Linked DNA regions of Homo sapiens: region 2 is linked to region 1. A link is a loop called in an ENCODE intact Hi-C map of the cell type or tissue named here. Cell type or tissue: stomach. All regions are shown on one strand. Links, peaks and the distances in the headings refer to the core of each region. The heading gives the core; the rest is flanking DNA. Region 1 has its middle 96 kb from the start of GALNT3. Region 2 has its middle 68 kb from the start of CSRNP3.

Evidence for each region. A loop is a pair of places that touch in the nucleus more often than their neighbours do. Peaks named below come from ENCODE experiments on the same cell type or tissue, not always from the same donor. Only the 100,000 strongest peaks of a DNase experiment are listed, where the experiment ranks them.
Region 2: a loop joins it to region 1, with 2.8 times the contacts of the local background. A loop is called at or near these places in 87 of 110 quality-filtered maps.

What each region holds. Positions count from the first base shown.
Region 1 is chr2:165,691,352-165,704,490 of GRCh38, reverse strand. No RefSeq gene overlaps it. Among named protein-coding and RNA genes, the nearest start is that of GALNT3, 96 kb to the left of the region's middle. In stomach, for the core only: a CTCF peak has its summit at 5,680 (motif pointing right); a DNase peak (open chromatin) is centred at 5,680.
Region 2 is chr2:165,395,547-165,408,685 of GRCh38, reverse strand. No RefSeq gene overlaps it. Among named protein-coding and RNA genes, the nearest start is that of CSRNP3, 68 kb to the left of the region's middle. In stomach, for the core only: a CTCF peak has its summit at 7,194 (motif pointing left); a DNase peak (open chromatin) is centred at 7,185.

The DNA.
Region 1 (13,139 bases), core at 1,778-9,777:
ACCTAACATTCGAGAATGGAAGGACTTCAGGAAGAGGGAAGTCTATGTATCAAGGTAGTGAAACAGAAATAATGGGGCTTATTCAGGGGGAAAATATATCCACTATTTTGCTTGCTTATAGAAGTAAGGATATAGAAATAATGGGATAATGTGGGAAAGGTTGGCCTAGACTAGGGGAAGATACCTTGAACGCCAGGATAAAGAGATAGAGCCAAACTAAGATAATTCCACTGTTGTCCTGGATTTTCCCTAAGTCCCTCAGTGAAGTTGAACAATTTACTTCGCTCCTAGTGCTCCAGGATCCTTTACAATAATAAGAGATATTGAAGTTGATGTCTATAGAAAGTGTTTTATTTGGGGTAATACTCTTTTCGTGAATAACTATACAAGTTTCCAATTATTACTGTAACAAATTACCACCAACTTAGTGACTTAAAACAACACAAATGTATTATTTTATAGTTCTGGTGGTCAGAAGTCTAAAATCAAGATGTTGCAGAGCAGCATTCTTTTTGAGGGTGTTAGAAACCATCTGAGAATTTGTCTCCTTGCTTTTCTATCTTCTAGATGTTGCCTGCATCCTTTGACTAATGGCTCTCTCCTCTATCTTCAAAGTGCATCAGTCTTACCTCTGGCTTTGTCATCACATCTTTTTCTGATTTTGATCCTCTTGCTTCCCTCTCATAAGGGTCCTTATGATAACATTGTGACCACCTGCATAACCAAAATAACCCTCCTTCTCAAGATCCTTCATCACATCTGCAAAGTCCCTTTTGTCGTTGAAGGTAACATGTTCACAGGTTCTGGGGACAGCAATGAGGACATTTTTGGGGGACCATTATTTAGCCTATCCCAATCACCTATTGATTTCCTGGAACACTTAACATATATATTATGAATGCATCCCATTCTAGACCTCCAGGAATGGAGTCCAGAAAAAGGCATTTTAAATAAACTCCCCCAAGTTTGAAGCGTCCTGCTGTGAGAAAAGGCACGTCACTAAAGATCTTTTAGGATAAGTATAGGAATGAAATTAGTAAAACAGTGCTTTAAGATAAGCATTGACACGTTAAAATCATGCAAAAGTTAAGTAATACTAGGAGCTATTGAGTTTTTTGTTTGCAGTCATTATTTATTTATTTATTTATTTTGATAAGAGAAGATTCTGCATAGAATTTGGGTCAAAAAAAGAACAACAGAAGGCAGTTGGTTTGGGTGTGAGAGTGTAGGCAAGCCTGCTCTTCTAGTCTAGGAACTATCCTATTTATTCAACTCCTTTGCTCCTTGGGGGAATCACTGCTTCATAAAACCTGTTTTCCTATGACATTGCCTTCCAGCAAGGAACCCTCTCAAACCCTGTTGCAGCCTGTCACATGTACTGTGACAGCACCCATGCACGTGGAAAGAGATTCAAAGCAAACTCCTGAATGGCAAGATCTCCCTTCTCCCATCAGGTAAGGATCCTCCTATTTGTACTACTTTCCTTCCAGTTGTGCATGTAGCAAAGGATTCTGATTCCTGAGAGAAATGGAAAATTTCTCTTGCATTATGATTAGTCTTTAGGAGGAGAGGCTTGCTTGCGGGAGATGGCTTTCTTATTTCAATTTGGCAGTTTCCCCTAACATAAACTGATAAGATAAAATCAACCAAGCTATCAGGGGGCTTCCTCCTGGAGGCCAGGTCCTGAAGTCCTAGCAGGTGGCTCAATGGAAAAGTAGATTTCTACACCTTACATTAGGGAAACGGTTCTCAGCACAACCTGCACTTTGAGATCATATAAGAGACTTAAAAACAAATTATCCTGGCTGGATATGGTGGCTCGCATTTGTAATTCCAGGACTTTGGGAAGCCAAGGTGGAAGGATGTCTGGAGGCCAGAAGTTTGAGACCAGCCTTAGCAGCAGAGTGAGAAGCCATCGCTAGCAAATTTTAAAATTAGCTGAGCATGGTGGTGCATGCCTGTAGTCCTAGCTACTCGGGAGGCTGACATGGGAGGATTGCTTGAGCCCAGCAGGCTGAGGCTGCAGTGAGCTATGATCATGCCACTGCACTCCAACCTGGGTGATGGAGTGAGACCCTGTCTCAAACAAAACAAAACAAAACAAAAAACTCCTCAAAAACAAACAAACCAAAAACAACCAAGAAAAAAACTGTCTCTAGGCCCCATTGTGCAGATTGTGATTTAAGTTATTTGAGAAGAATACCTCGTATCGGTATTTTTAAAAAACTCTCCAAATAATTCTAATGCAAAGCCAGGGGAGAAAGCCACTGATTAGGAAATCCTAAGTGGTTCCAGGTTAGGAAATAACTAGTAGTTACAGTTGTTACTATGTTTTAAAAAATGAAATACAGTTAAGAATCCTATTTTGGGTTGTACGCAAAACTCATTCAATATATTTATTACATGGCACTCACTTAGTGATGATTAAGAGTTAGAAGGGATTTTAGAAACATTCTAATGGGATTTAGTAGAAAGAAATTGGGTTTTAGAGACAGACAGACTTGAGTTTGAATGAATTTTGATTCTTCCAATTATTAGCTGGGAAATCTTAGGCACTTAACTCTGCTAAGCTTCAGTTTCCTCATCTATATACTCTGCATACAAATCCCTAATTTATGGATTTCTTAAAAGGAATAAATGAGACTTACATAAAGCCCCTGTCATATTAATAAGCACACAGAGAATATTATTACGCTCCCTTTTATACAGAGGAGGAATTTAGGCAAAAATAAATAAATAAAGCCACACACACACACACACACACACACACACACACACACAAGCCTCCCACTGAGTGTCCTTCCTAAGTAATACAATTTACTAGCATAAAATTTGGGACTAGAATTGATGACTTCCAGTTAGAATCCAGTTCTTTTGTAGAATCACTGTAATGTGGCTGATATATTATTCAGAAATAGTAACACCTTTTCCCTTTCAATCTTGCTTCTAGAGGATATTGCCTGTAACGGCCCAGATAATCATGCCTCCGTTTCCTCCTCTTTAGCTACATAATTAAATTTACAACAGCCAGTTAGGGCAGGCCAGGGCACACCTTATACAGCAATAATAATAATATGCTCTAGAGCAGATAATAAACACGCTACTTTGAATGAGAGAATGCTGCTAACTGTGACTCCTCCCTGGCCAGCTCTAGCTGGTACCACTCCCTGGATTTGAATACGATTCTAGAACCGTGTTGCTCAATACATTAGTCCTAGCCACGTGTAGCTATTTAAAATTAAAATGAACTCAAATTAAATCAGTTAAATAATTTGGTTACTCAGTTGCACTGGCCACATTTCAAATGCTGAGTTGCCACTTGGTGACCAGTGGCTACTGTATTGAACAGCATAGATATGAAACATTTATATCATCACAGAAAATTCTATTGGGCAGTGCTGTGTTAGAGGACTTTGTATCTTTGGATTTTTTTGTTATATCTAAATTTATGAATTGAATTTGCTCTATTAATAGCTGTTAATTATGTAGCTATAAAATGGGGAAAAGTGGAATTTGATATGAAAATAAGCTGAGAGAAAGGGTACAGGAGGAAAGAGGGAATAGAGTTGATTTGCCTGAACTGACATCTGGCAGTTGACAATTCAAGCAAGAATAAACTGTCCCTTAGGTTAGTAGGCAGAAACACCCTGGCTAAAGAGTTCATTACGCTTGTTTCTGAAAGGCTGGGGATGGCACACTGATACAAAGCTCTGGCAGCCAGTTCTCCTACTGGGCTCCCGGTGGGTTCCTGCGGGCAGCTGTCACTATGGCAACGCTCAAGATTGAGGCCAGAGCCCTGAAAACAGCTGTTCTCATGCCATTGCCCCACTCCTGACATCCATCCTGAAAAGCCCTAACCAGGCAAATCGATCAATCCCTGTGGAATCCCCAGAGAGCTCAATTTAAGCACAATTTATTGTAGTAAAAAGTAAGACTTGAAAAGAAGTTCAGACATTAAACCTAACCAGCAAATATAATGTTAGGCCTCTTTCTGTTAAAAAAGAAATCAAAATATAAGTTTCCCTACATCCTGTCACTATTTTGGATTCTCAGCTGTGAAAGCACTGTCCCCTTTCCCGGCATTAAGATAAAGTTCCTCAGTTAGGGTGAATGTGGGAGTTATTGGTGCTGTTCAGCAATGTTTCTGTTCTCCTTCCAAACACATTGTAGGACAGCATGACCCAAATTTCTTTTTTTTTCTCTGAAAGATTAAAGCATCTTTGATGGGATCAATTAAGACAAAAGGAAGTAAAATGCAGTTCTATTTCTGTCCATGTAACTTATTTTGGCCAGTGCAATGTGAGCGGAAGTGACATGTGTTATTTCCAGTTAGAAACCTTTAAGAAGCAGGGCACAAGAAGCTGATTTCCTCCCCCTGCCTGCAATGTTGCAGATGGTGGAGGCTCCATCAGTCTTAGCACCTGAAAAAGGATGATGGCGTACCTCACCCACTGAAGACAGACATGGAGTGAAACCATGTTTTAAGCCATTGAGGTTTGGAGGGGTTTTTGTTACTACAGCAACAAATTTAGAATCTTCTAATACTGTGCATATATGAAAAAAAGTACAGAAAGAATTTTAAAAATCTGAAGAAAATTAATTATTTTAATGTAAAGTGCTAATTTCAAGAGTATCCTATCTATTGCAGGATCAGCTTAAATAAAAAATCTGTGTAATGGTGTGACTTTTTTCATGCCAATATTATTTGTTTGTAAACAAGATATGTCAGTCTGGGTTTATATTAAAGCAAAAAATTGGTCTGATACTAGCAATTCAATTGGTCCTCTTAGACCAATTTTTATATACATAAAAATATTTATGACACCTATAAAGAGATATTAACAAACAAAACATCTTTAAAATAAAATATCCCAGTACTTATATTTAAATAAACAGCAACATACATAGCCTGTGGGAACATTATTTGACATTTTTAAGATTATTCTTTGGGAATCCTGGGGAAAAGTTTAGAAGATAGGTGCATCATTTTTATTATTTTGGATACAACATTTTAACTTTTCTAGTTCAACTAGTTCAACATAGTTGATTCTGAATGATCTATGGATATTACAAGATGTTGAATATACTTTTAATGTATATCTATTTGCCACAGTTAAAGCAATATTCCAAACAATGAAACAATGCAAAAAAAATCAAGGTTGCTTTAAACAATGAAAACCTCCTTATTGTAAGCATATAATCTCTCCCCAAAATGCAGCTTGTTTGGATATATCAATCCTGATGTGTGGGTATGTCTCATCCATCACCTCAAATTGCTTTTGAAATTATATGTAATATAAAAGTTTAAAAATTGAAAAATTAAAGCAGGCATATTTTTTATAGTCACAAAACCATACGCAGACTCTAAACACCCACTGAAGATAAATAAATATAAAAAATTTAAAAATAATACTGGTGGATTTTATAAATATCATGGCTGGGATTTCTGTTTTTATTTGATACTCAGAAAATAAAACTTATTTTAATAAAATAAGTTTATAATAAAATTTATTTTAGCAACACACACACACACACACACACACACACACACACACACACATATATATATATATATATATATATTTTAATACAGGAAACTTAGAAATTAACCAGGTTGCCTCAGCGTTACCTCCTCCTACTTCTCTTCAGGATCTAGGACGTTCTGCCCGTTGGCCAGTAAGGGGAGCCATCACAAAGTAATTACAGACACATTTACATGACAACCTTTCCTCATAGACTTGAAGTTTGTACGAGTTTTTCTAATACACATCTTGCTTTTCAGTGAATTTTGTAGGTCAGTACTGACCACACATTGTCTGTACACACCCAGGCTGTCATAGCAGGCCACCAGATAGCAAAAGCTGCAGAAAAGCTCAGATGCTGTGCTGTTTCTTTAGAAGCCTTCTTTTCCCATGTCTCATGCTGTTAGAAAATGCTTCTATTACCCAAGATCCAGGCCAAAAGGCTCTGATCTGAGCCCTGCTGCTGCTTTAATTGTCTGCCCCTACTCAGCTCTCTTTATTAACCCCTCTCACCCCTCCCAATAGTAAATGTAAATTACATGTTTCTTTCAAGTCTACCTACCCAATTCTTTCAGGAAAAGCCATTTGTTCCCATGCACCTGGAGCTAATTCTCACTTCTTGCATTTTATCCACTGAACCAAGCTCCTGCCCTGCCGCCTTCTCCCAGACTCCCCTAGGTGCCACTTTACCTCTTCTGGAGGCCTGAGCTGATGTGTTTAAAGGCTGCCCAAGAATGAAATAATTCAACACTGAGTTTCCGAGGCATGGTATTTCTCTGTATTGTTTCAAATACCTAAAAAGATGAGGGCAAGTGTTTGAGTGTGGCACCTAGCCAACCAGAGTTGTTTCAAGAAAGTCAATAATGTATATTACAAACATGTTTTGGTGACCAAATACAGCCTCCCAGCTATAGGTCTCCCCTAGAAAAGTGAGGCAATTATCTCAATCAGTCAAGTGAAAAGGTCCATTTATGCTTCAATTCTCTGGCTAATTCAGGCAAAAGTAAAATTTTCATCTGAATGATCTCAGTAATTGGCTTGCTGCTTTGCTTTACCAGAGAAAAGCAAAGAAACAGGCTGTTCTATACTGACAGGGTGCTGGTAATCACGGGGAACTTGTGCATAGAAAACATCGATGAGAAAGCACATTAGTAGAGACTTTGTTGAGAAATTTCAGCAACAGATAGAGCCTAATCATAGATGATAAATGAGACCTTTAGCAATCTTTTTTTCCTTCCCTTCACCTGCCCACCGACCACTTTTCCTTCAGTATTTCAGGTCCACAGCAGGTATGCCACTAGGAACAAATCAACAAATCTATTATCCTTGACTTCTTCCTCTCCTTTAATTTCCATTCCACCTTCTACAGATCTTTTGAATGTTAACCCCTCTGTATTCCCATAGCCATTGGCTTAGTTCAGACAACCGTTGGTACTTTCCTCGAACATTCATCTATTTGATATTTATTGAGGGTCTTTTATATGAAGGTTCAATGCCAGGTACTGCAAATACAATGAGCAGAAAGACAGACATGAATTCTATTGATCATAGCTACCCTTAATTGGTTTACCTGCTTTCTATCTCATGCCTCTCCCTAATCCATTATCTTCCTTGCTGTCAGATTCACCTTTTGAAGTGCCAAGCCAGGCACTACTTCACTGCATAATAGCCAAAGTCCTAAGCATGAGATACAAGGAACTTGATGATCTGACATTGACTTCATAGTCATTTTCCCTTCCGGCCACTTTCTATTGGTCTTATATTTGGCCAGTCTGAACTTTTCACGGTTGCCTGTGATGGCTGCTTTGATCCAAAATGCCTCTTTTCCCCTTCATCTGGCTAATTTATATCTACAGTACTTTTTCTTTTGGTTTTAATATTAAAATTATCTTCCCTATATTCTGTCTTCCTAGACTTCTAACTTCTGTTTTCCTAGACTTTTGTCTCTTGATTCCACAGGGAATAATTTCAAGCCCCTTTAGCTGTCTAAAGAAAACTTGTATTCTGTGTAAGCATTCATTCCTTTAACTAGCCCTTTGTTGTGTTTTTTAGCTCCTTTACTGTTTTGATCATTCTCCTCTGAACACATTTCAGTAAGTGGATATTCCTTTTAAACTGCAGTAGCCATAATTGAACTTGGTATTCCATGTGTGATCTGATTTTCAGGAAGGAAAATTCCTGATCTGGTAAATACACATGTTCCTTTTTAAAACCCGAGCTCAAGACTTTCCATTGCTCTCTTAACTCCTACTCTGGATTCTCTTGGATACAAAATCATGTCTTTATTTTCTTCTTTTGAATCCCAAATCTGGCTGTGATGGATATGGAGATGCACCACTCAGGTTTCTTTCAGGGCTGACTTGTTACTTCTTTTTCAGAGATGACCTCAGTTGCAGAGTGATGCCTTGTTCAAAAGCCCAACCTTCCTTAGCTATCCATATCCAATGACTGACCATGGAGGACATATAAAGATCTGAAAATTTTGGCTCACTAGGGGACAACTCCAAAGGGTCATATGGCTCTGGAGTTCTCTGAGGGTTGGGCTGAGGCTCTGTCACGCCTGCTTCATAATTCATCTTGTCTCTCTGTTTGATTGCTTCCTCCTCCTGGCTTCCACAGCTGTTGAACCTTCATAAATATCTTGCAAGTCCAACTCCATTTTAGAGTCTTTAAAAACCCAATCTGACATTTGGTATCAGAATAGTCCAAAAATGAAGTTGATAAGATAAATTTTGAAGCTTTATCATTTGTCACTTGGCTAGTAATGTGAACTCCATCACTGATGGTACTGAGGCACAAATAATCCAATGGAAATGAAAAGACCCTGAAACAACAGAGAACAGGAGGTGCCACATAACTGCTGAAAAGCAGGTGGATGCAATTATCATAATGAGCAGCAGAGCCAGAGTGGCAGCCAATGGGGCCTGACCCACAGACAGTCATGGAGATGGTTAATAGAAACTCATAACCCTAGGGACTAAATAGATGGGCAGCCAACAAGGATACTTTGGTTTATACCATCACGAGAAATTAGGGTAAATAATTAGAAGCCCTAATTATTGAAGGAACTCACTCCAATAAGGCAGTCATGCCAATAAGATGTTGTAGTCTTTTGCCCACTTTCCAGATCTGAGTTAGTTTTCAGACCCAGGACCCACTGACTAAAGAAATGGCCAGGTCCCTAGGAAGAAAGACCCAGCTACACAGTGCAAGTATTATGATGATGATTCCCCCAGTCCATCTTTAAAAGTACCTACAACTGTTTACTTGGGTGACTTTGTACAAGGGAAAGGGAAACACTCAAAACATTTTAGGACTGTTTGACACTGGGTCTGAGTGGACATTGATACCTGGAGAACTGAAGCCTTACCATGGGGCCCTCCTGTTCTAAAGTGGGAGCATATAAGAACCAGGTAAAAAAACAGACTCCTGGCAGAGATCTGGCTTGCAGTAAGTCCACTAGGTCTGAGGACCCACACAGTGGTCATTTTCCCTGGTTCCAAGTACGTAATTGAAGTTCTCATGTTTGGAATACATGCAATCCCAACACTGAACCTTTAGTGAGTGGGACAGAGGCTATAGAAGTGGGGAGAGCCAAGTGGATGTTTCTGAAACTGTTCATATCCCCCACCCAAATCAAGGTAGTAAATAAAATACAAGTTGTATCGCATGGGGAATAGTGGAAATTATTAGTACCTTTAGGAACCTAAAAGATATAAGGGTGGTGGTTGCTATCATATCCCCACTTAAGTTGTCTTAATGCAGTGACTTGCTCTTGCAGAACACAGAGATCCTGGGAAATGAGAGTAGATTATTGCAAATTCAATTAATTGGTAGCCTCAACTGCAGTTGCTGTGCCAGATGTAGTATCTTTGCTAGAGTGGGTTAACCAACCTCAGTAACATGGATGAGGTCATGTGAATGGCAAATGTCTTTCTTTCTATTCCAATTAGAAAAAGAGGATCAGAAATTGTTTGCATGTGCGTGGAATAGGCAACAATATATATTTAGTTTTGTATTCTGTCATAATATAGCACAAAGAGATCTCAACTCTCTAGATTTCCAACAGAATACCACTCCTTTATGATACTATGCTAATTAGGCCAGATGAGCAATAACTTGTCAGCATGCCGGTGGCATTGGTGAAACACACACAAAATGGAGGATAGGAGATAAACCCTTTGAAGAGGTCGGAGGCTGCCACACTAATATAGTCTTCAGGGATTCTGTGGTGTGGGGAGTTCAGGTTGTCTCTTCCATAGTAAAGATACATTATTACATGCTGCAACTCCCACCATGAAAAGAGAAGCACAACACTTGGTAAGCTTCTTCAGGTTCTAGATTTGATAACGTATTTCTCATTCAGGAATACTGCTCTGACCCGTATGTTGTGCAATGTAAAAGGCTGCCAGCTTTGAGTGAGACGTAGAGCAGGAAAAATCTCAGTAGGAGGTATTGGTTGCAGTCCACCAAGCCCTGTTGTTGGGTCATGTAGGCCAGCAGACACCGTGATATTAGTGGTAGCAGTGGTGGGAAAAGATGCTGTGTGGAGGTTATGTCAAGTGCCAGTGGTAGAATCCCAACATAGGCTATGGGATTAAAGCTTTGCCATCTGTAGCAGTTATTTGTATGCCTTTTGAGAAACAACTCCTGATATATTACTGAAGCCTCATGGAGATTATGTGCCTGCTATGGGACACCAAGGCACTGCACCTGTAGAACCACGTATCTTAAGGCAGGGCTAGCAGAACTTTAAGAGATGGATTCTAGAAGTAGAAAACTTGGGTTGAGCATAAATAGGACTGGAAGACACAAAAAAAGCTGCATGACAAGACAGTCCCATCTTCCATGTCATTTGCCACTGTTGTCCCTGAACCTCTTCCACAGCTCATCCCTCACTCCATATGGAGGATGCCACATGGCTCACTGCTGGAGGAGGAAAAAGCCTTCAGATTTGGTTTATAGATGGGCTGGTTTAGTAGGTGGATGCCAAACAAGCCAAAAATGCATGGCAGCTACACTGCAGCCTTGTTCAGGAGTAGCTCATGGGGCTAGAGAAAAATCCTTAAAATAGGTAGAGCTTTAAGGTCCACCCGGTTATTCTCTTTGTGTGGAAGAATAAATAGGAGCTCTGTTAGAATATATATGGACTGGTGGGTAGAAGTGAATAGCCTGGCTCAGGATGCTGAAAGCAGAGATATCAGAAGATTGGGGAATAGGAGTCTTGGAGTATAAGCATGTGAATGACATGTGAGAGTGGACACAAAGTGTGAAGATCTTTGTGTCACATGTTAACACCTATCAACTAGAGAGCACCCACTGCAGAAGACATATTAAACAATGGTGTGGACCTGTGTTGTCCAATATTGTATGCACTAGCCACACGTGGCTACTCCAAATTGAAATGTGCTGTAATTGCAAAATACACACTGGATTTCAAAGACTTAGTCTTCCAAAAAGTATGTAAAATATTACTAATAATTTTTATATTGATTACATGTTGAAATTTTTTATATATTGGGTTAAGTGAAATATATCATTAAATTAATTTTATCTTTTTGTTAACTCTTTTTAAGTTGGCTATGAGAACACTTAAAATTACATATGCAGCTCACATTTGTAGCTCACATTATATATATTTTTTGATAGTATTGATATAGACAGAATAACTTGGCCGGTTGGCAGCAAGCAGCCAGCCTCAGTTATTGGCTACTCCAGGGCTGCTGTGATAGGTACATGGATTGGGTGGCAGTGGGAGCCACGAAGGCTCTTCTTGGGTCCATGAGCATGGCCTGCCACTTACCAAGACTGATAAAGCTCCTGCTGCTGCCAAATGTACAGTCTGCCAGCAACAGAGACTGATGCTGAGCCCTCCATATGGCACTATTCTTCTGGAGCCTAACCAGACACTTGTTGGCAGATTGATTACATTGGGCCCCTTCCATCTTAAAAGGGCCAGAGATTTTTTGTGTTTTTATTTGTTGTTTGTTTTAAATAAAAATAGACATATATTCCAAGTATAAGTTTGCCATTCTTACCTGCAGGGCCTTGGCAAACACCGTTATTCAAGGACTAACAGTATATTTGATCTGCTCACATGGGATCCCACATAACATCATATCAGAGCATGGGCACATGACCATGAGACCCACTGATCATATCATAGACTTCAAAGCTCCCGGCCTGACAGAGCGTTGACTGGCCTGTAGAAGGTGCAGTTGAAGTGCAAGTTTGGAGATGATGTTCCGCATGAATTCGTTACTATCCTCCAGGATCCAGTATATAGATTGAATAAAAAACCTTTACATAATAATATGTCCCCCATAGGAAGAACACATGGGTGCAAACTCTACTGGGTGGAAGCAGGAATGTCTCTACTTAACATGACCCACTGGAGAAAACTGTGCTTCCTATTCCACAACTCTATAGGGTTAAATGTCTTTGCAGTCTTAAAGGTCCTAGTCCCCAAAGAGGTCACATTTTTATCAGGGGACTAAAGAGTCCCATTGGACTTAAGCTATTGCTACATCCTAGGATTTTTAGGCAAGGAGAAAAAATACCTCACCATCTTGGTAGAGGTATTTGACCTTGATCCTCAGGAAGAGATGGGCCTACTGTTTCATAATAGGAGCAGGAAGTAATATTCACTTAGGTGCCTTTTGGCTCTGGGTCACACCACCAAGTAAGCCATTGAGGCTAGCAACTGTGTTTGATGAAGCTGAGAAGAATGTAGAATTAATAGTGAGAGAGGGAGATGGTCAGTTTTAGTTGTGGCTTTAGGACCAGCCAGAGTGGCAGGAACTGTAATTTATTTTACTAACCTTGCTCCTTTAAGTTTTCCCCCAGGGAGAGAGGCCCACCAGAATCCTGAAGGAGCTGTTCCCTGAAATTTAAGTGATGACATGAATCTGAGGACCTGAGGGATGGATGTAGAAGACACAGAGCTGTTTTACCTTCAAAAATTCCCTTTCAAGGAAGGACTTGTCCCAGGTCCTAAGAGCGCTGTCAGAAAAACATCCTCCAGCTCTCAGCTCTTTTCAGGCTTTCTCCTCACTGCAGGGTGCCAACTCATCTGAGAGCACTCCCTTTCTGGGGTGGAAGACATCCAGAGACTGACTGTGGCGTGGCTATAAAGGCCCAGCCATTTCAGCCCGCGAGGGGATGACTCAGAGGATCCCTTATCCTCTAGAGCACTCCAGTGGGGTCGGTCCGCATCACAGCCTGATTTCTGTCTTTTCCTAATCTGCTTCCTCCCGCTAGCTCCCACAAGAATTGATTCCTCATGGAAATCCTGCATGCTAAACTCCATCTCAGAATTGTGTGCTTACAGCAAACACAACCTGAAACACTAGCCTTTCTAAAGCTTCAGTCCTGTCTGTTATTTAGTTCCTTCTATATATATATATGTATATTCTCTTCTTAAAATTCTCATTCGCTCCAAATCTTACGTCTTTGTCTAAGCTCTAGACTTACATTTCCTTCCGTCCATTTGTTATTTTCACTGAGTATCCCAGCATCAATTCAAGCTGTCCAAAATGAACACATCTCTTCCTCCTTATAACATTCTAATTTATGTTGATGATATTTATCTTCTTATGTCCTTCCCCATATTCCACC
Region 2 (13,139 bases), core at 3,312-11,311, 300 kb after region 1:
CAGGGTCCAAATTGATGAAAGCTGGCCGATGCTACTTTGAATTCTAAAACCCCAGTTCATAACACTGTGTAAAATATGCTCATCAGCCTCACCCACAGGGCCCATACTTTTGGATAAGAAATATCCAGGTTGGATCAATTAAAGGTCATTATAAAATGTGGATTTTACTACCTTCTCTTACATACAACCTCCAGATGGTTGTTACAACGTCGTATTCCCCTTCCTGTTTGTCTATGCTTTTTATGAGCAGGACAGGAAAAGGACAGGAAGGCAGCTGGGGATTTGGCAGTCAAGTGAGCATACTTGATGCTCACACCCTCTCTTTTCATGCTCCCAGTACTGTTTGTTGAGTCCACATTGCTCTGGCAGGGTCCCCAGTCTCTGAAGCTACTCCTGTCCACAGGCATGTTCCACCATGTGGCTCCAGAGATGCCTTCCCGAAACCAAAGTCAGGCAACAGTGAAGTGATGAAGTGGCTGGAAGGGAAAGTGGAGATATAATATGTTAGAGGAATCCTAAAGCACTATTTATTATATCCAGTGGTTCACGGAATTGGGATACATGGATGTTTTAGGGGTTTTTGTTTGTTTGTTTTTGTGGCCTAGGCTGGAGTGCAGTGGCACGATCTCTTCTTACTGCAACCTCCACTTCCCAGGCTTAGTCGATTCTCCCACTTCAGCCACCTGAGTAGATGAGACTATAGGTGCGCACAACCCCTCGACCCCTGGCTAATTTTTTGTATTTTGTGTAGAGATAGGGGTTCTGCCATGTTGTCCAGGCTGGTCTTGAACTACTAAGCTCAAGCAATCATCCCTCCTTGGCCTCCCAAAGTGTTGGGATTATGGGTGTGAGCCACCATAGGCAGCCAGATATTTTAGTTTTTATTTACAATTTGCTTTTACAGACTTGCCTCAAAAATTATTTTTAATAGACAGCCTCCAGGAAACAGTCTGGATTTGGGAGCAGACAAGCCCAAATGAAGGAACAACTTGTTCATGGGTAATCCTCAGTCTCTAGGATACAAAACAAGTGCTTATCCAAATACTTGCTGAACTAATCATTGAATAAATCCAGAAACAAGCCTCTATTGTTACATTCATTCAGCCCATCTTATTTCTTGTTCCCAAATCCTCAAAAAAGTTCAAACAGTTGTAAAGACACTTGGCAAAAATGACAATTTTTTTTTCCCTAGGATAGTTTAACCTGAGTGGAAATGTTGGCTGTTCACATTTTTGGAGAGGGAAAAAGCTTCAGGAGTACTTTGACCTGCTGCTTTGTCAAAACCATTGAGTGAGTTAAGAAATTGCTAGAATAAAAAGGAGTTGAGTCAGACTCACATGTGCGGCACATTTCAGTGGGCACACGCTTGAGTCACAGTGCATAGGTTCAAATCCTGGCTCTGCCACTCAATTCTGTGCAGTTAAGCAAGTTACCCAATCTGATGTGCCTCAGTTTCTCCAATTGAAATGTAGAAATTATTATACTTATTTTTTTATGGGAGTGGTAAATGAGGCAAATTACTTGGAAGAGTGTCTGACAGTGAAATTCAAGTTTGCAATAATAATAATAAATATAACAAAAGTATTGTTATATATTGGAATATAATTTAATATGTAATAATAATACTATTATTTCTAGGTGAGGAGTAGAGATAATTGTGAAAGAAGAATCTCAAAGAATATAGTGGAGAGAGAACTCATAGGGGACTTATTCTATGAAAGCTTACAGTGGTAACCAGTGATTCTCCTCAGAAAGATAAAAGATTATAGACTGATATTCAAGCTTTTTTTCCTTTGGTGGTAAAAGTCACTCTGTGTTTCCTCCTCTTCTCAAAACTTTTTTCTTCTCACCAGCTTAAGCTTTCCCCGTCAAAGGCCTCTCTCTTTCTCCTTTTTCCATCCACCATCCACAATGTTTTTCCTGCACATCTCAAGTAAAATGCATACAGCAAGAGGACCATGTGGGCTAAACATTCTGGCCAAAGGGCAGCATCAGGAATGCAAGAAATGGATATCATTAGCTGAGGTTTTGGGAAACGAGACACCAGGAAGGCTACCCAGAGGACGTAATGTCAGACCTAGATTGTTTAAGGAACAGTGTTTTCCTACCATGTTTCACATTATCTAATTGACAGAGCTCCCCTTACCTATTCATAGCCGGAAGTCAAGCTTCACCACAGGACTCTGCCTCCTCAGCCTTAAGCTGCAGTGATCACCATCTGCATACCCAGATGATGACCTAAGAGTGACAAGATCTCAGACTCTGAAGTTTGGGCTCATTGCCAGTTTAAGTATATGCTGCCACCTTTCGCTACTGAATTTGGCATAAGAGATGAGTGACAAGCGGAGATTTTAATCACTCCTCTGTGTTGAGCTACAAGCAGTCAGAAAAAGACTTGTAGGGTCAGGCTGAGCCCTAACCACAGGGAGTGCTGTTAACACTGAGAGCAAAGCAATAACAGAGACAGACCCCTGTGACCCACAGCAACACAGTGGGCTGGATGTGCTTCTGTTATATTGTTAATTGTTATCCCAATGGCTAAATACCAAATATGGTAATAACTCAAAACACCAAAACAAACAGTTAGTTTTAAATTATCCTCTCTAGCCTGCTGCAAGTTACGTTTTTTTTTTCAGCAAGGAAGAGCAAAAATTAGCCATATATAATCAATTCAATTATATACTCTCTAAAGCAGGTGAATTTTATCATAGGTTATACTTTAAATATACGTCTTCTATAGTTTAAAATATGTCTTTTATATTTTAAGTATGTTTAAAAGTAAAATGAAAAATATCTAAGAAAACAAAAGTAAAAAGTAGTCTCAGATATCATTTTTAAAAAGTGTTATAGAAATTTACAAATAATGTGGTTCAATAAAAAGTTTAAAAAATGATATTTTGCAACCCTTTCTTCTTTGTGGTCCTCAGGGTTTAAGTATTGTGAAAAATCAAAAAATGGTACAATTAACATATTTTTTAAAATCTATGTATATGTTCATTTAATGTTATGTATCTTTGTTGTATCTTTGAACAAACTAGAATGAGTTTATAAACTATGACTTATACATAGAAAACATATTGAATGCTCAACAAAATGATCAGTGCTACTAAATCTCTTCATGAGCCTTACAATACGCTCATCACTTTCTTTTACCTTAACCTATTTTTATGGAAAATTTTATGTTGTGGTCTTTTCATTTTCAGGTGGGGCACTGTTGTAAGTGGTTGAATGAATTTATACAAAACCAGTTCTCAGAAAATAAAATTGTCTGAGTTTAAAATTGCTTCCTCCTGGGGAGACTGCAATGTCTTAAAAGCTTAAAGTTTGAGAGATTTTTATGCTTGAAGTGAGAAAAGTACAGAAACAAGCTGATTCATGCACAGATGTCTCACATTTCTTTCTTCAGTCTCCAGCACTTTCCAAAAGCATGTCAGAGGTCTTATTTGAGGCATCTTTGGTGAAAATTAATAAAATTTTCAAAGAAACCCAAGCAAACAAAAAAAAAAAGAATGAAAAAAAGGATTTGTAGAAGAGATACTTCACAGAATCCAAAGAAACGTTGAAGAACCAGGTCTCAGGAAAAACAGAGGCTTTTTCAACTCTGCTATTACATAGTTAAACTTGCAATTCCCAGTCTCTGTGTCTTTAGTTCAAACAGTTAGTTAAGGAAGAGAATCTGATTGACCAGCTTGGGTCCAGTCTTCATCCCTGCTGCAATCAACTGTGAGCAGTAAGGTGCAGTCACACAGTGGAAGGATGTCTGCTGACTGTCCCTGCTATGGGATTTGGGGCAGAGAAAAGTTCTAATGGGAAAGGCATGAGGGCTGCACAAACTGCTACAAAGTCCAAGTTGTCCCAAACACTTCAGAAAGCTCATAAACAGATTTTCACTCCCTCAACTTTGCAGCAATATTTAATGAATACATGCTATATGTTTGGTACTATTCTATGCATGGGCATGGTGGAACAATACATTGGTACCCTCCCTATTTTGACACAAATGGCTGATTATTCATGAGTAACTGGCATTGAAGTCTTCCAAAGGAGCCAAGAAGCAATGAGTCTCTCTGGTTAGTGACCATCCCAAAGGTGACCACTTTAGATTCCCAGATGCTCTCTCACTTGTATAAAGACAAAAACTCAAGTTTTAATATACAACAAAGCGTTTGTGACAAGTCATTGTGCCATGGGACACTTAAATGTTCATTGGTTTGTGTTTGATGATAAGACTTCTTCAATATTCTGACACCTTCATTACTAGTTCATACCAAATTCTGGTCTCTGGCAGAAAGTCTAGCATTCAATATTGAGAAAGGACCCCTTTCTCCATATTTTGCAGTCTAGCATTACACCGGACATGTAACTGGGCTTAAGCAAACACTGATTGATTGACTTGGTCACTTTATCATTTCTGGTAACACATTAAATCATTATTACAAATGATCCTCAAGTAAGAGTTAAATTTCATTTCAAATGGTTATTCCAAATGTTGTGCATCCCTCCCAGGACTAACAAATTATGCAAGACCATGCAGGCAGGATTTAAAACCAACCTCCAGCAATGTTACTTTTGCAAGCTCTCTCCAATGTCTATATCTGCAATATCTTTACTGCCTCACATAAGGCTCTTTAAGCTTAACGTTGTTTTTAAGAATGTTCTTTTACTTGTTACTTTTCCTTATTGCTTTGTGGCTTAAATTTAATTCAGTTTTATGTTTTGCTTTTTTGATTTTTTTTCTTCAAAGTTCTGACTTTTCATGCTTGGGATTGTATGGAGTAGCCACTGTTCTTCACTAACGCAGTAACTAATATATGGTTGCCAGCTCACTTCAGTGCCTTCTTGAGAAAACAGTTATGTGCAAAGTTAAGTGGTGTAGGAATTAACTTACTGTGCTCTGTGTGTGTGTGTGTGTGTGTGTGTGTGTGTGTGTGTGTGTTTAATAGGATAAACTGCAAAAAAGAAAAAAGCTCCAGCAATTCCTCATATCCTGAATAAAAGAGACATGCCAAAACTATGACTAGATAACTTCGACTTGATTTTCCTACTAAGGTACTGGTAGAAATTTAATTTCAATTTTTAAAATCAGGCTGCTTGCTTCTAACCCAAACGTTCCCTGTAGTGGCACAAATAATGAATACATAAATGGATAAAAACCATTTTAACTTTCAATGCTTAGGGCATTGTCTGATGGGGAAACATAAGTTTATTTGTAGTACACATGAATGAGTATGCTAGTGTGAAGGCATAAAGTATGATGACTGGTAATACTCGCTTGGGTGATATTTGTAGCCACTGGACAGAAAGAAGCCTTGTTGCTCTATAATGAAGGGAGGGTTGCAGAAGATGCTTTCTTCCTGGCCTGTCCTGTGTAGCCATTACAATTTTGATTAGGATAGTCAGGTTTCGTCTAATCCAGCTATCTTTACATGTGGCCGACTCACCTTAGACCACTACCCTCTTATACTCCCCTCCACTTGAATGTGGGCAGAATGTGTGACTTGCTTCCAGCTGATAGAATACGACAAAAGTGAAGGGATTTTGCAAATGTAATTAAGGTGCTGAAACAGTTTGATTTTGAGTCAGTCTAAAGGAGATTATACTGGATAGCCTGACCAAATCAAATAAGCCTTTTAAAAGAGGGTTTAGGTCTTCCCTGAGCTCAAAGACTTGATGCAGTGAAACTCTCCTGGGTCTTGAAGAAACTAACTGCCATGGGTTCTAAAGCTGATGGAAACGAATTTTACCATCAGCTGCTTAAACTTGGAAGAGAACTCCAAGGTTCAGATGAGCTTCCAGTCCTGGCTGACATTGTGATTGCAGCCTTGTGAGACTGAGAAGAGGGCCCGGGTAAGCTGTACCCAGACTCCTGACCCAAAGAAACTGTAGGATAATAAATACTGGATGTGTTGTCTGGGCCTCTGCATGTGTGGTTATTTAACAATTGAAAACCAGTATGCTATAATAAATAACAATATCTGAAGATTATGTCATAAAGATGACAAAAGGATATCCATTTGTTTGTTTTTAAAATGAATAAACTGAGACACCTTAGAAAATATATACAGTATATGATTTCTTATATTGACTACAAAGTAGGTTCTGGTATACATCCAAACCTTTCTAAAGAAAAGCCTAGGATTAAGCTTATGTTTCTGGATTTTTGGACTCTCTTCCCAAGCCACGTATTGATTCTTGCCCCAAACTACCTGCACTAAAACGCCTGCTTCTTATTTTATGGAGGACTTAGTAGTGACATCATTCTGGTTTTGCTCCGAGGATAAGCTTTATAGTCTTTATCAGCTGGCTCCTGAGCAAGGATTTGCTTCCTATTAGTATGCCTTGGGAAATGCTGACTGCTGACTTTATAAATAACCCAAGAATGACTTTACAATGCTATAATTCTATGGATTTAATCAGATTGTTTTGGATCAGATTTACTTTAGGGACTATGTTTTCCTTGGCTAATTTTTCTGTTACATTTGCAATTTTGTTGTGAACAGTGGCAGAAACACATTCCCTTTGTAGGGAGAATAACTTATTGTGTGAATTTGGAGCTGAAAATAAGTGTTCCACACATGAGCATGCACGACACTTCCTGTGTTACTCTCTTAAAACCCTTGGCCACAGGATCTCTGGTATATGATGAGTTAATTATTTTATTCCTGATGCACCTTCAAGAAATGTAGCTTTACTAAGTGATGAATTATTTCTGAATTAGAGACAGAATTTAAGACACGTGCTGAGTTAGACAACCAAATTTTGCCGTGCTCATGAAAATGTGGATAAACACTTTCAAGACTCTCAAGTACTTATAGTGATAAAGTTACTTGAAACTCTCTATTGATATGAATACTTCAACACTTTGCTCATTCAGTTTTATGTTAGTCGCTGAGATCCTTTCCATTAACCATGTCTTTAGGTTCATAATTTGCTCATGTTTGTTTAATTTTTGCACTATGAGATCTATGCCCAAGGAAAGAAATCTTTTCTCAGTACAAATGCTTCACAAACTGTTTTTTCTTGAAGAGACACATTCAAATGTAAACATTATTTTTCCAGCAATGTTTCCAAAGTGGATATTTACTTTAATTGTTTTACACCTAAAATAGTTGCAAAATAAGCAGAAAATGTATTTGCAAGGCTAACTGCCCTTCTTCCACCAGCCGAATTTACGAGTCATGTTTCTTAATGGAAGCATCGCCCTCTAGTGGATAGGGTTGCAATAATAACTTACTTTTCCCACATAACTACCTTTGTGTGAAATTCAAATAACATAACCATTTTAAAGTGTACAATTCATTAGTATTTATTGTAGCCACATGTGCAAGTACAAGCTTTCTGTAGTTTCACGTTTTTATTACTCCAGAAAAAATCCCATAACCATTAAGTAAGCACTTCCTATTCGGCTGTCCTCCCACCCCCAGTAACCTTTAATCTATTTTTATTTTATTTATTTATTTTTTGAGACAGGGTCTTGGTCTGTTGCCCAGGCTGGAGTGTAGTGGCAGGAACAAGGCTCATTGAAGTCTCAACCTCCTGGGCTCAAGGAATCCTCCCGCCACAGCCTCCCAAGTAGCTGGAACCACAGGCCCCCACCACTATAACTGGCTAATTTTTGTAGAGATGGAGTTTTGCCATATTGCCCAGACTTGTCTGGAACTCTTGAGCTCAGGCAACCCTCCCCACCTGGCCTTCCAAAAGTGCTAGGATTACAGGTGTGAGCCACTACGCCCAGCCTAACCTACTTTCTATCTCTATTGATTTGCCCATTCTGGGTATATAAGAGTAATCACATAATATGTGATTTCTTGTGTGTGGCTTTTTACACCTCTCATAATGTCTTTGAGATTCATCCAAATTGTAGCATGTATCAATACTTCATTTCTTTTATGATTGAATAAGTCATATGAATATACCACAATTGTTTATTCATCCATTGCTGGGCACTTGGTTATTTCCATCTTTTTTTCTATTATGAGTAATGTTGTTATAAATATTTGTGTACAGGATTATATTAGACATATGTTTCCATTTTTCTTGGGTGTATACCTAGGAGTAGAATTCCTGGGTCATAGGATAATTCTGTGTTAAACTTTTTGAGGAACTGTCAAAAAAGGGCAATCAGGTACATCAAAATATGGTTTTCTAAAATATTGGCAGGTTTGTCAAAAGGTGCTGGTTAGTATTGAAAAAAATGACAATAGTTATTAAACACAACTGTGGTTCTTTCTATGCCAATTCTTTATATAAAGCCTTTCTAGAAATGGGAATGAGGTGATAATCCCTCTTAACATCCTGAAGACTGGCTCCAATAGTATGCTATAAGATTTATCAAATTAAAAATATAGGTGCATGTATTTGTTTATATTAAGGTAGTGTTTGAGTTGTCTGCTATTGCATTTTACTTTTCTGGTAAATTTCTCTCCTTTTCTTGAATCCTGTGCATCATGAAGACCATGAAGCCTTTTCTTTCAAAGAATAGGAATTCAGATAAAAATTATATCAACAATAGAAAAACATCACTCACCTTCTAATTTGATATTTATAAATCCATAGTAATGTCAGATTTTTGCATATTAAGACCCAGAGTTCAAAGAATTGAACAAAGTATGGATCCCAGAATACAAAGAATAGTATATTATGTAAAGAAAATTCCTGCCTCAAAGGGAAGGAAAATAACTGTTGCTAGATGCTGGAAAGTAAGAGAAAAAAATTAAGAGTAAAGGATTATATATGAGTGATCTGATTTTCCTCCCTCATGATTAAAACTAGAACTGGGGGTGGTGCTGGTGGTAGACGTTCAAAGATAGAAACATTTAAGGGACTCACAAGCAGAGGGCACGTTCTTCCCTTTACAGAACATAGACCATGAAAATTGCAAGATGCTGAGGAATGACCCACATTTAGCATAGCCCTGGAGAGCCTTGGTGCCATCGTGCAGGTACAGGAGGAGGCTAAGAGCATGGCTACAATGCCACATGGTCTGCACCTAGCACAAAAGAGGATTCAGAATTTCTTTGGAGTTTTGGCATGGGGAGGGGTAGAAAGCAGGGTATGAAACTGCCCAAAAGACCAATAGATCAGAGACATCTGGAAGCAACATTTAGAGAAGGAATTTCCATCAAGAGACCACAGAGCCTCTGTTTCTGATAATTTTACCTGTAGCCAGGAAATGATTCCTGTTCATGACAAAGCAAATAAAAGTTGTCAAGCAGAGTTCATGGATCTCTATAAGTCAAATCCTCCTTTAATCCTGTTGTTTAGTTCTTATGGATTTTCTCATTAATTAATGAGTTAAATGAAATCTTTGACATGTGGTCATGTGTTCATTTTCATGAAAATTATGGTTTTGGGGGTTTCTTGAAATTCTTTTTACAGAAGACAATGACTGTCACCTCAAAATGCTAAAATAGAAAAAGTATCTTGGTACTCATGTCTGGTAAAAATATCTTTCAAAAGTGAAAATTAAAAAATTAGGGGACAAATTCAACTTGAGAGAGTCAGTAAGAGCAGACCCATAGTAAAGGAAATATTAAAAAGAATCTTTTTTTCAGGCAGAAGGGAAATAATCCATAGATTAGTAGAAAATACAGAAAAGAATAAAAAACTAAATATTTTGGGAAAACTAAGTGATATGGTTTGGCTCTGTATCCCAGCCCAAATTTCATCTTGAATTGTAAACCCCATGTTCAAGGGAGGGACCTGGTGGGAGGTGACTGGATCATGGGGGTGGTTCCCCCATGCTGTTCCAGTGATAGTGAGTGAGTTCTCACGAGAGCTGATGGTTTTGAAGTGTGGCACTTCCTCACACTCTCTCCCTCTCCTGCTGCCATATAAGGTGTGCCTTGCTTCCCTTTCACCTTCTACCATGATTGTAAGTTTCCTGAGCCCTCTCTACCCACTGGGAACTGTGAGTCAATTAAACCTCTTTCTGGCTGGGCATGGTGACTCACACCTGTAATCCCAGCACTTTGGGAGGCTGAGGTGGGCGGATCACTTGAGATCAGGAGTTCGAGGCCAGCCTGGGCAGCATGGTGAAATCCCATCTTTACTAAAAATACAAAAATTAGCCTGGTGTGGTGGTAGGAGTCTGTAGTCCCAGCTGCTTGGGAGGCTGAAGCAGTAGAAACACTTGAGCCTGGGAGGTGGAAGTTGCAGTGAGCCGAGAGTGGACCACTGCACTCCAGCCTGGGCAAAGGGCAAGACTCTGTCTGTAAAAACAAACAAACAACAAAAACTTCTTTCCTTTATAATTACCCAGTCTCAGGTAGTATCTTTATAGCAGTGTGAAAACATACTAATACACTAAGTAAGTGTTGACTTCATAAAAGTAATAATAATGTCTTCCAGAGTTAGACTACATGTAAAATGAAAATATATAATAATAGTACAAAAGATGAAATGGGGGAAATAGAATAAAAGTGTTCTCATGTCCTAGCAATGTCCAGAAAGTAGCGAAATACTAACTCATTTTGGAGTTTAAAAAGTTAATGTGGCAATTGCTTGGGTAACTATAAACAATATAGTAACAAAATGTATAAAACTGAATTATACAAATAATCCAAAAGAAGTCATAAAATTTAAATCCAAATGTGAGATGTGTGTGTGTGTGTGTGTGTGTGTGTGTGTGTGAGAGAGAGAGAGAGAAATATTGTTAGACTGGATATAAAATATAATTCATGAATATTCAATATTGAATAGGAGGTTACAGAAACATTTAAGGTAAAACAATGAAAGAGTATGTACCATGCAATCACCAACCCAGCCAAAGCCACTGTAGGCATAATAATAATCAGACAAAATGAACTTAGGGCAATCTTACTAGAAATTAACAGGACTGGTCCATAATGACAGTAGGGTCAATCTACTGGGAAAAAAATGTAGCAATTTAAATTTTAGGCACCTAATAAATATCAAATAACTACATAAAAATTAAAATATATAGCAAAAGTTAACAGAACTAAAATAAATAAATTTATAATCATATTGGAAAATTTTTGCACACCCCTTCTGGTAAAGGATAGTAAAAACAGCCAAAAGAAATGAAGATTTCTTTCAAATTCATGAATAAAATATATAGAATTTTGTACTTAACAACTGAAATGTACTTTATTTTCAACTACATATGAAATACATGACACATTTGATAGATGCTGAGCTACAAAGCATTTTCCCCCAAAAGTTAAATAATTAAGATTATACAAAGTATATTATCGATATTATCTGAATGTAGGAAATTAAATTAGAAATCTAAATAAATATATCTAGAAACTTTTTCAAGTATTTGGAAATTAAGCAGTTCTCTTCTAAGTTTCTAGTAAGATTTTTAAAAATCAAAATAGAGGTGAGAAAATATTTTAAACTGAATGTTAACAAAATGAAATATACTAAGATTTGTGGGATGCTAGTATAGCCATGCTTAGAGGGAAATTTATAGTCTTAAGTGCATTTACTAAAAAAAGAACAAAGGTTGAAATCAATGAATGAAATAGAGATTTTCAGAATTTAGAAAACAATAGTAAATTAAAACTAAAGAAATAAAAGAAAGAAAATTATAAATATAAAAGCAAATAAAAATAGGAAAGAACATACAGTACAGAATATTTTAAAAGGCAAAAGTTGGTTCCTTAAAAGACTAAATAAGTAAAGAAGAGAAATCACAAAATACCAATAACAGGAATCAAGATGGGTCACCACTAAAGATCCTATAGAGTTTTAAAAAACAATATCATCATAAACAATTTTACGTAAATAAACTTGAAATTTTATCAAATTACAGAGAGTGAAACAAGAAGAAACAGCAAATATGAATGGTCCTCTATCAGAGAAAATAAATACATAATTAAAAACCTGTACATAAAAACAATTCATGCTCAGATTTTACTAATTAATTATCCAAAGAATTAAGAAAAATATTAACACCAGTCTTAGTTATTCTCTACCAGAGAACAAGAACAAGAAAAGTCCTTTGCCTACTTGTTTTAAGAGGTTAGCATAATCTTGATTTCAAAACCTAACAAGCACATTAAAGTAAACAGATTACAAGCCAAACTCTTTCAGAAATATAGATGCAGGAATATAAAACAAAACATTAGAAAATCGAAGCAATATATGAAATTGATAATTCAAATGACCAAATTTGATTAAGTTCTAGGAGCATAGTTAGGATTAATATCCTAAAATCAATCACTGTGTACCACAATATCAAAATACAAAAGAAAAATAATATATGATTTTCTAAATAAGATGCAGAAAAACTTAATAAAATTTTGCATTTATTAATGACATCTAGAAACTTTTAGAAAATTAAGAACTGAAAGAGTCTCTTTAAGATGATACTGGATATCTATTTTTAAAAAATCTATACCAACTGGCATTTTTAATAGTTAGTTATTAAAACCTCCCTTACTCATATTAGAAACAAAACAAAGCTTACCACTATCACCTCACCTCCTCAATGTTACAACTAATGTTCAGCCAGTGCAGGGAGGAAAAGCAAATGAAAATTATAGTAGCAGGGATGGAAAGAGCAGAAATAATTAAAATAGAAAGCAGAAGAACTATAGAGAAAATCAACAAACCAAAAGTTGAATTTTAAAAATATATTCATAAAATTGAAGGACTCCTATATGGGCTAATCAAGGAAAAGAGATAATTAACAAATTGTCAGAATCAGAAATTAAAGGAAAAATGATTAGAGATGTCACAGATATTAAAAGCACAATAAGGGAATAATATGAACAATTTATACAGTAAATTCAAATAACAATAACTTAGACAAATGAATTCTCAGAAAAATGCAATTTGTCAAATCTAAAAAAAAATCGTAGTCATCCTACATACCTGTTTAAGAAATTGATATTTTTAATTAAAAACTTTCCCACAGAGAAGACTCAGGTTTCCGATGGCTTTGCTGGTGAATTCTATCAATATTTAAGGGAGAAATAATCTCTCTTACTCTCTTTCAAGAATAAATGCCTCCCAACTTGTTTTATGAAGCCAGTATTATTTTTATACCAAAACCTGACAAATTATCCAGAGAGACCACTAAAAAATAAAAAAGAAATGTTAAGGGATGTGGAGAAATGATTTAGACATTTAACATATATTCTTAAGGAGTTCCAGACAGAGAGAATAAA